2 separate regions of the Mus musculus genome follow, and region 1 is linked to region 2. Evidence: chromatin loops called from intact Hi-C (ENCODE). Cell type or tissue: left cerebral cortex. All regions are shown on one strand. Links, peaks and the distances in the headings refer to the core of each region. The heading gives the core; the rest is flanking DNA.

Evidence for each region. Hi-C counts contacts between places; a loop is a spot of excess contacts. Peaks named below come from ENCODE experiments on the same cell type or tissue, not always from the same donor. Only the 100,000 strongest peaks of a DNase experiment are listed, where the experiment ranks them.
Region 1: it touches region 2 in a loop (5-fold over the local background); 3 of 42 quality-filtered maps call a loop at or near these places.

The regions. Positions count from the first base shown.
Region 1 is chr14:67,943,860-67,949,241 of GRCm38, forward strand. Gm41188 (a long non-coding RNA gene) reads left to right here and starts at 4,301. Exons shown (of 3, transcript XR_874750.3): 1 at 4,301-4,391. In left cerebral cortex, for the core only: a CTCF peak has its summit at 2,768 (motif pointing left); a DNase peak (open chromatin) is centred at 2,763.
Region 2 is chr14:67,364,908-67,370,289 of GRCm38, forward strand. All of the region lies in intron 6 of Ebf2 (early B cell factor 2), which reads left to right. The region is part of intron 3 of 4930438E09Rik (RIKEN cDNA 4930438E09 gene); the gene reads right to left. Among named protein-coding and RNA genes, the nearest start is that of 4930438E09Rik, 30 kb to the right of the region's middle. In left cerebral cortex, for the core only: a CTCF peak has its summit at 3,129 (motif pointing right); a DNase peak (open chromatin) is centred at 3,157.

The DNA of each region.
Region 1 (5,382 bases), core at 189-5,188, 580 kb after region 2:
AACCTCACAGGACCAGTCACTTCATAGATTCACACTCTCACGGTGACAACAGTAAATATAGGGGCGGGGGCTGCTTGAAGGAAGAAGGTGACCACTGGCATTCTTGACAAAGGCCTGTTGCCCCCTGCCCTGTATCTGTCTGTCTCTATTTACTCTCAGCCACGAGTGAGCTTGTTTGTTCTATACCATAATAATCTGCCACCCCACAGGCTAGGAGCAAAGGATCCAGCTGGACGGGGAACTGTGAACTAGAATACATCTTTCCTCCCTTGAAATGATTTCTTTCAGGCACACTGTCATTGTGACCAAAACAAACAAACAAACAAACAAACAAACAACAAAATGGCTATCATGGCCACGTATTAATAATCGATGACAGTACATATCTGTAATTCCAGTAACTGGGATATTGAGGCAGGAGGATCATAAGTTTGAAATCAGCTATGGTTACATTAGAAAAGCATTAAAAGATCCTTAGGTAGAGCCAGGTGAGGGGTGGTACACACTTTTAATATCAGGACTGGGGAGGCAAAGACAGGATACTCTCTGAGTTCAGACCAGCCTGGTCTAAGGTGTGGGTAGCCGGAGCTACCCAGAGAAAACCTATCTTGGACAACTAACGAAAAAAGTTAATTAAATAAATTTTAAAGCTGGGCAGTGGTGGCGCATGCCTTTAATCCTAGCACTTGGTGGGCAGAGGCAGGTGAATTTCTGAGTTCGAGGCCAGCCTTGTCTACAGAGTGAGTTCCATGTCAGCCAGGGCTATACAGGGAAACCCTGTCTCAAAAAACCAAAAAAATTTTTAAAAGATCCTTGGGTATACGGTAAATTTGAGGCCAGGCTATATCTAAGAGACCCTGTCTCAGTCACCTCCCAAATAAAAGCTGAGAGAGAAAGGGATTGGGGTAAGGGGACCCCCTGAAGCTAGAGCAGCTTCCAAGAAGCTATATCTAATGAAAAGGCAGAGACAGGAATTGCATGAATGAGGCTAGCGCAGGTTGCCCTTACTTGCTGATGACAGACGTGACCGAGTCAACATTTTTGAAGGAAGCAAAACCACATGAAAGTCATGGCTTGGCAGTCCCTTCCAAATGCAAGTGAAAATTTAATGGCCATGGTTACAGCATTGAGGTGGTCAGCTCACGGAAGCTCTGCATTTAAGACTGCTTCAATATTATTGGATGTTCAAATATGTTCACTTTCTTGAAATGATAAGAGTTTAACTCTCTTTGGGTCTTTGCTGGATTTCTTCCCTTCGCCTCACGACATGCCATGGCTTTCCTTGCCAGGGACTGACCTTGTACACTTGGACTTCTTGACAGAGCCATGAACAATAAGCTTCTTTTCCTTATAAAATACTAAGTCTGTAGTAATTTGTTCCATGAGCAAAACCAGACAAAAACATTTGAACACACTCCCTCCCATGGGTACCAACAAGCATGCATGCACATACACAGATACACACACAGATACACACACACACACACACAGATACACACACACACACACACACACACACACACACACACACACACACACACACAGAGGTGTGCATGCTCACGCACCAGCCCCTTCATAAAATCTACTACTACGTTGAAATGCATGATCTTTCAATTTCTGCAAATTCGGTTCCTCTTCCCCCAAAATGTTCACAAACAAGTGCTGAGAGAATCTGACGGCCAAAGGCTATTACTCGATTTGTTCCAGAAGAGTCTAAACAGACGGAGCCAGAGGGCTGTCTTTTGCTTGTCAATGGGGACTTCCCTGAGAGGAAGGAGCCTTGCAGTAATGTGAGGTGACATTTTGAACTCTTCCAGTAAAGTGGATGCCATGACTGCCATCTAAAGCATTTACAGGGCCTCAGCCTTCAGCCTTCACCTCCCCACGCAGAGTGAGCTGACAGCCCTGCCCCCCCCCCCCCCCCCCCGCAGAGGTGCTATTGTGATCTCTGTCGGCATTGTCTTTTTGGTACAAACCACAGAAGTCTCTTCACAAGTGAGGCCATAGTAGTTGCACAATAAATTTTGCAGAGTTTTCCTAGCATTGACTCTCAGTGAGCATCTGATGAGTGGGTGCTCAGCCCCAGAGTAAGAGGGACCTTCATTGTCAGAGGTCACCTGTAGCTTCCACGGCAGGGTGGAGAAGGGGCCGTCGCTAGTTGCAGAGGCAAGAGCATAGGAAATGAAACACAGGACGATACTTGTGAAAGCATGAAAAAAAATCTAACTTGAAAATATATACCATCATTGCTAAATGACCCAGGAACCTGTCCATCAAGCAACAGGAGGGTGATCTCACTCAGCATTATGAGCTTTCTACTAAACATATGTCCTGTAGTATCCAAGAAGGACATGGCATGACCTATCTAAGGGTTACAGAAGACCACAGATGTGGAATATGCTTGTCTCCCTGGCACAGAGTAGAAAAAGACCATCAAATTTAAGGATCATGTTACAGGAAGAGGGCCAAGCTTCAAAACAGATCTGTAAATTTCAGGAAATCAGTCCATAGCAATTTGTGCCCGTGGTTTTTGAATACCAATAATTCACTATATATTACTGAAAATAGCTTGTGGAATTATGAAGGATTAGTGTACTGTGTTATGGAGGAATGGCAAAAATGAGCAGATCAAGGAGGCAATGTTGCTATTCTTGGAAAAGAAATGTTATTTGGAGGAGTCATTATTTAAAAAAAAAGGGGGGGGGGCAAGCGCAATGTAGACTAGATAGATATGGTGCTAGTGCCACCTGCTGTTGGAATTATGAATCGCAGTTATCCAACAGCGGATCTAATCTGTTGCAGTGAATGTAGAAGGGTTGTTGGGAAGGGAGTGGGTAAATGGACTCAGATAGGGAGGCTGTGTGGATCAGATCTTCCCTGTCATCCTCTTTATGACCAGGGAGAACAAGAAGGGCTTATTGGACCTGCCTTCGTGTACAGGGTTTTCTATCAAACTTGTGTTAGTGACAGAACGCAGATGCCAACAGCTCCTAGTACTATGTTCTAAGGCAACAGTTCTCAACACTCCGAATGCAACTCTTTAATACAGTTGTCATATTGTGGCGACCCACAACCATAAGATTATTTTCATTGCTACTTCATAACTGTAACTTTGCTACTGCTATAAATCATCATATAAATATTTTTGGAGCTGGGCAGTGGTGGCACATGCCTTTAATCCCAGCACTTGGGAGGCAGAGGCAGGCAGATTTCTGAGTTTGAGCCAGCCTAGTCTACAGAGTGAGCGCCAGGACAGCCAGAGCTATACAGAGAAACCCTGTCTCGAAAAGTCAAAATAAATAAGTAAATAAATAAAAAATATTAAATAAATAAAAATAAAAAATAAAGAAAGCAAAAAAAATTTTTTTTTATTTTGGAGTTAGAGGTTTGCTAAGGGGTCACCAACCACAGGTTGAGAACCACTGCTCTGAGGAAACCCAAGGTGTATTGCTAAATATAATGCTATTTCCTGTCAAGCTTTGAAAAACAAAACAAAACCGAGGGCATGAAGCAGCTGAGAAATTAAAGAAATGGTGGGAATGACAGAGAGAACAAACTGGAAAGATCATCAGGGCAGCAGATCCGAACAGCCAGGGGCAGTAAGGTCTGGGAAGTGCAGCCAGAAGCCAGTTACTGCAGCCTCGGGATATCTGCTGAGCCGTCCAGGCAGCTGGTCACCTGGAGGAGTCCAGGCAATTAGAGGCAAGGGGTCAGGGCTCCAGGACAGTATGTGCTGGTCTCAGAAAAATCTCTGAGAGCAAACAAGTCAAAACCAGAAATGACTCCGATCTACCCTGTATTTTTGGTACAAAAAGATGCTGCCTGTGGCAGGCCATTCTGGGCAATCTTCAGTCCCTCTGTCCCTCTTCCTCTCACTCCATGTGACCTTGGAAGCAAGGTGATTTAACCCTTTTGTGAACAGTTGACACACTTAGCTGCTGAGTTCCATTTTTTTTTTTTTTTTTTTTTTTTTTTTTTTTTTTTTGAGACAGGGTTTCTCTGTGTAGCCCTGGCTGTCCTGGAACTTACTCTGTAGACCAGGCTGGCCTCAAACTCAGAAATCCTCCTGTCTCTGCCTCCCAAGTGCTGGGATTAAAGGCGTGTGCCATCACTGACTGGCTGGAGTTCCATTTTTTGTAAGCAAGTTGAAATGAGACAGAAGGCCCACCTACCCGGGGACAGGAAGCTCTCAGTGGCACCAGAACCATGCACGTGGCTTAACAAAACGTTCTTGAGACCCATCAATGTTTTACCATGAGATGATATGTTTTTTCCTTATTACATTTGCAGAATATGCCCCTGGACAGGAAGACCATATTCTGTGTGTCTACTCATCTGTTGACGGACATTTGAGTTGCTCCCTCTCCTCTGCTGCGGTGAATAATACAGAGGTTAGCACTAGTGTGTAGTTTTTTCCTTAATTGATTAAAAAAGAAACACACACACACACACACACACCGCTTTATTACGTGACTTGCTTGGTGGGGGCGGGGGCATGCATACCCCTGTGCCAGCACGGGAGGTCAGAGACAGCTTGCTGGAGTCTGTTCTCTCCTCCACACTGGCTCTGAGGATGGAACTCAGGCTTTGGTAACAAGCACGTTTACCTACTGAGCCATCTCAGCCACTCTGATTACTGCCTTTTTTTTCCCCAAAATGTCCACACCCCTTTAAATCCTTACCTTTTATTAGTTCTTTTAGAACGTCTCGTAATGTGTTTATATTCACACACACACACACACACACACACCATCTACCATCTTTTATTTTGTGTCCTCTTTTTTTTTCCCCCTTCCCCACCCATCAATCCGGTTTGCCCTGCACATATATTCCTGGATGTGTGCCTTCCATTAGAGTTTGATCAACCCAATTAGGGTATATGCTTCAAGAAAACTGACTCTCCATTTCCGGCAGCTACTGACTGCCAGCGTCTTCTCTTCTAGGGGTTGTGCATACCTCACTTCTCCATGATGGGATTTAGTCTGCTTGAGCTTGCATGAAGTTTGTGTATACTGTCCAGGTCATGTGTTCAGAGGTGCAGCTCCCCTGCCAGGTTTATTCCAGTTCTGCCTAAAAACCAAAACTGGGGCTGGGAAGATGGCTCAGTGGTTAAAGTGAGACGACCCAAGTTCAGGTCTCTAGAAGGCACCTGAAAGCTGACCACGGTAGCATGCACCTGTAACTCCAGCGCCAGGACAGTTGGTGAGCCCCCAATTCCCACACTTATAACCCTAGCGCCCCTGACAGTTGCCATGTCTGTCTGTGCTCTCTACACTTTTCCTCTGTGGAAGCATTTCTGTGTACCTAGTTTTTGGTCAGAGGTATTGTTAACTTGATATTGTTAAGAACCAATTTTCTGTAACTACCACAAAACTGTGTGCG
Region 2 (5,382 bases), core at 135-5,134:
TGGAGCTTGGCTCTCTACCCACTCTTCCACAGACGAATGTTTTCACCTTGGATAATTAATCTGGTAAGTTTAGAGAAGTTTTGAGTTTTTCCATAGAACCAGGACATTAAGGTGCCTGTTCCAAGTCACAAGGATGTAATGAAACCACACACGGCAAGTGATGTGACAGGCCATTATTATTACTGTCAGCATAGACTTTGAGTCAAGAGGGCCTAGGGAGATTAACGGTAGTTGGAAGCAAGAAAAATTGTTGCTTAAAAATATTTCTGTTGCCCCAGTGTGAGGGCACACACCTTTAATCAGCACGTCGGAAACTCAGGCAGATGGATCTCTGTGAATTCAAGACCAGCCTGATATACATAATACATTCCAGGCTATCCAGAACTACATAGTGAAACCTTGTCTCAAATTTTAAAAATTTTCAAATCCCAGTTGCCTTTTACTGAAATAATCCAGGTAAATTCGTGTTAGCGATAATATGTTTTCTTCTTTAAGAAAGTCTGAGAATGCCGGGCAGTGGTGGTGCACGCCTTTAATCGCAGTACTTAGGAGGCAGAGTCAGGCAGATTTCTGAGTTCGAGGTCAGCCTGGTCTACAGAGTGAGTTCCAGGACAGCCAGGGCTACACAGAGAAACCTTGTCTCGAAAAACAAACAAACAAACAAACCCCAAAAAAGCAAAAGAACAAAAAACAAAACAAATAAAAGGTCTGAGACGAACAGAGATAGTTCTCTCTGCTCATATATCATGGTTATAGTTTAAATGTCTTTTCTTTTTAAATTAAATGGAGACGATAGAATATCAGCTTACAAAAAAATGTCTGCAACCATCCCTCCTTATCATTGTCCCTAACCATTTCGCCATCCACCGATAAGGAAATTATCAGATGGCCATTCAAGCCAGTCAGTCAGAACTTTCTATCCACCCTGCCCATGAGTCTTGTTGGGCCTTCTTGCTAGCTGCTTCGGCCTTGCTTAGGAAAACCTCAAATACCAACCTCTCCCATGCTATACCCGCAGCTTGTTTCTGGAGGTAACAAGAGACCATTGGGAGCTTGGCTATTCAGTCTCTCTTGCCAGCTGTCAAGAGTTCTCACTGGGTCCTTAAAGCTCCAGGGCCCTGGGTGGACTCCTTAGGGATCAGACTTCTCAAGGTTACTTTCTCTTCAGGCCAAGGCTGGGCCTTATGTGTCTTAAATTTGGAGTCTTTTGGAGGCATTTACTTATTGATTGATTGATTAATTGAATGGTTGATGATTGATTAAAGACATAGCCTTTATTTTTTTAAAAAAATGTATTTATTTCATGTATGTGAGTACATTGTTGCTGTCTTCAGACACACCAGAAGGGGGCATTAGATCCCCATTACAGATGGTTGTGAGCCACCATGTGGTCGCTGGGAATTGAACTCAGGACCTCAGGAAGAGCAGTCAGTGCTCTTAATCGCTGAGCCATCTCTCCAGCCCAAGATATAGCCTTCTTTTAAATGCTGGAAGGCTCAGAAAAGACACTAAAGATCAAGATTAGGGAGAGCACTCTGGTGTTTTTCGCTAGTCACAAGGGTAAGCCAACCCCACGAAGGCTTTCTCAGCACTAACAACGGGGTCCATGTGTCCATCCAGCACAGCTTCTCACCTTGAAACTAGAGACTCGATTGCTAGATCTCCTGAAAGAGGAGACTATATGGAAAAGTTCTCGGAGAAGAGAGGACCCGTCCATCCCTTTTCCTTGGCACTCTGCCATCTGGTGTGGCCATCCATACATTTAGTAGCTGAAATGCATTAAAGGAAAGGGGCTATTGTCTTTCTTGGATCACACATGAACAATGAAAAACAACTGAATTTTAATTTAGTGGACTTTTAAAAGGTTTTGATAGCTAATCCAGATAAAAAAGGTATCTTCCTCACAAATCCATGGGCACATCCCTTTATATATCCACATGATCTATGAGAATACAGTAGCCAGACATTTGGCTCAGCTTAGAGACTCTGCCTGCTTTTGTGGCTATGCAGTAGGTATAGCATCATTGCGCTTGGCCTTTTGAGCACGTGTGGCATTATCTTGTCTATAGCATATGAGACATGGTTATGTCATGACAGAATCTGAGAACATACAAAGTTAGACTTTCCTGTTTGAAGGGAGTCAGGAATGAAGCTTCAAAGGGAGTTATTTTACATGAGGCATAGTTCTGTGTGATGACAGCTGTTACTCATGTGCATCTCCTTGGTGTGCACAGCTGTACATGGTTTTTCCTGAGTCTTCTGTGATGGGTGACTGACAAGGCTTGGTATTAGAAAATTTAAAGAAAGAATTAGATCTTAGATTTTAAAATTGGAGGTACACTGAACAGTCTCTTCCATAAACCCCGAGAGGCAGGACAGTGCCTGGGATCCTCAAATATGAGCTCAGAGTCCTGGAGTCTGAAAAGGATGCCCAATAGTTGTCTTCCCTGTGATTTTGTGGTGCATCTGCCTCAACCATTAGGCATTAGCTTTGACCTCTGTTGTACAATAGTTTGAAATTCAATTTCTATTCAAGATGGGTCAAGGCAAGTTTAAGCCATCTGAGAATGTCATCGTGTTCTTAAACAATGCAGAATATCCCAATATCCCAGAGATTGGGAAGGAGAAGGCATATTTCCTTGAATACCATGTAATAAGCTTTGATCTTATTTGGACTCATGTCTAGATGTTTCTAGAATCATTTGAGACCCTGGAGTAAAAGCACATTCTGAGTAGTTTGGTTGTGTGCTTCACAAGGTCAAGACCTTTGCTGCTGTGTGTGACCTTTGGTGGCATCCAGAACACACTTAATCAACGAGACAAGAAACAGAACCAGCAGAGGTTTTCAAAGTCAAGGGTGTTTTCCTTGGTGACCATCTTTGGCCTAATGTTTTCTTCTTGGGTATAGTGTACCTTCATGGGAGGGTACCAGATTCCTCCTTCCTCATTACCCTGTTCATTTATTTATTCTCCTCCCCCCCTTAAGTAGATGGCCTTCTAGAGAGAGAAAATTTGCTTTATTGAGATGTAATTTACCTATTATGATGCTGACCCTTTGAAATTTTTTTTTTAAAGTATTTGCTGGTGATGATGGAGCCATCACCACTGTGTAAGGAACAGAGAGCACCAGATGGCGCTGGTTGCCAGAGAGAACCAGGTTCCAATTTTATGTCCACACTGATCCCTGATAGTTTCCTCAAATACCTGGGGCCTTCCTTTCTGTGACTCATGAGATGATTCTTCTCGGAGAGAATTGTTTTGAGACTTAAAATGATGCCCTGTATACCAAGTACAATATAGTATCTCTTTCTCTATGGCCTCACTTTTTTTGGGTATCAATTACCCATGATCAGTTGTGGCCCCAAAAATATGAAATGGAAAATTCCAGACACGGACAACTCATGGATTTTAAATTTCTCTACATCACAGTGGACTTTAATGACTGTTTTATTTCTTTTCTTTTGTTATCAGTATTTTCTTACCTCAAAGCGGCTCTTTCTGGAAGGCTCTCACTTCTGCCCTTTATTTAATTTTCCCTATCATAGAACATGGATATTGCAATGAACACCAGATTAATCCAGTTAAACATTTCCTTAAACAGTCAGAGAAACTAAGGCCCAGGAAAGGCGGGAGGGGTCTAGTCACAAGGTCAAGGCTAGCTCAATTCTAGCACGTATTTGTTAGAGTGGAGCAAAGCCTTCTGGGACAGGGCACTGCCCCAGTGATCTAGGAATCCGGCTGGAATGCCAGGCTCTGGAGTCCACTCATTGACCCCACATCTCCTAACCTCTTTCTGCAAAAGCAAGGCTACCCTTGCTGTTGTTTGGGTTCACTAGTTAGGAATGTAGTCAGAAGGCTGGCAAACTGCAGCATGCTAAGTGCTTATAATATTCATGAAGTCACTGTTGTTTAGAAAAAGTGGAAACCACTCCCATTCTGAGGAGAATCAGCACATTTGGTCTGAATCTTGGAATTTGTGGGGGGGGGTTCTGTTTCTGAATAGAGAGGGCTGACATTCTCCAGGCACCTCTGGTTTTGGAGGGATCAAGACTCAGGGGATTCTGAGAGAATCTGTTCCTTGCAAGTTACTCTGTGGCTAATGAATGATATGGATCATGAAGAGTTTTGCACCAAGCGATTGGGAAAAGGGTGTGTGTGTGCATGTGTGTGTATCTGTATGTGTGCACATGTGGTCTATGTGTGTGTGTGTGTGAGAGAGAGAGAGAGAGAGAGAGAGAGTGAGAGAGAGAATGTGGTATGTGTGTGTGTGCATCTCTGTGTGTATACATGTGGTATGTGCGCGCGCACGCATGTGTATGTGTGTTTATGTATGACAGAAGTCATCAGTAAAATATTGAGAGAAGATTTGACCATGTTTGTAAGCCTTAGAATTTCTTTTAATTAATTTTTAAATTCACATATAAAAACATCCACAGCAGCACTTCCAGTGTTATCCATTTAGCAGTTATATATTTAATAATGTAACATTTCCCCATCCCCCCACTCCTCTCTTCCACTGCTTCTTTCTCCCCCTTTGTGAGCCAAATGCTACATCCTTGGTATGCAGGGGTCTGCTATATAGGTTACAAACAGCCCTCAGACAAGCAAGAGAATCAAAATTGGGTGTTTTCCGTCCGAAGAACTGTTTAGGGTTCTAATTTAAAATGAATAAAGCCTTTCACCAGGCAGAGTGTTTCCCTAAATCAACTGGATTTTATGTAAACATTTATCTCTTTCACACTTTTCCACCTACCACACCGTCCCCGTAGTAATGGCTCGGTGAACATTAATGCTTTCACCAGATCTTATTTTGGAACAGGAGTGGGGGAGGAGAGGGAAGTGCGCACGGGGCACGCAGAACACATTTTCTGGAGCCCAGTTGTTGAAAAGGCAAAACTTCAAAAACCAAGGAGCAAATGAGAAGATGCACTCAACCTGGCTTTGACATGGGGAAAAATGTAAATGACCTCTGGCAGGTGTGTGTGTTGGGGAGCAGATATGGTGTGGGGTAGCTGTGGGCGTCTTGTTTGGAAAGAGGCTCCAGCGAGCAAGGCAAGACCATAGTAGATCCTCGGAAGCAGCTCTGAGGGTTTGTGAGTGCTCATGGCTGGTGACTATAAGGGATGCATTTCTCCACCCAGAACAAAAATGCTTGCTTTCAGTCTCGACTTAAACAAAAGCCTGCCTCCCTCCTAAGCCCACCCAAGTGAGCCCAAGCAGACATCCCCTGCACTCCTGAAAGCTGGGGCAGGTTATAAGCGGTCCATCCTGTGCACAGCAATGAACTGATTTCTTTGCGTGGTCCTTCTGGAGAATTTTGATCAACACCCCCTCACCGCCATGACACAGAAAGTCATGTCTGACCTCCCACATACCCCATAC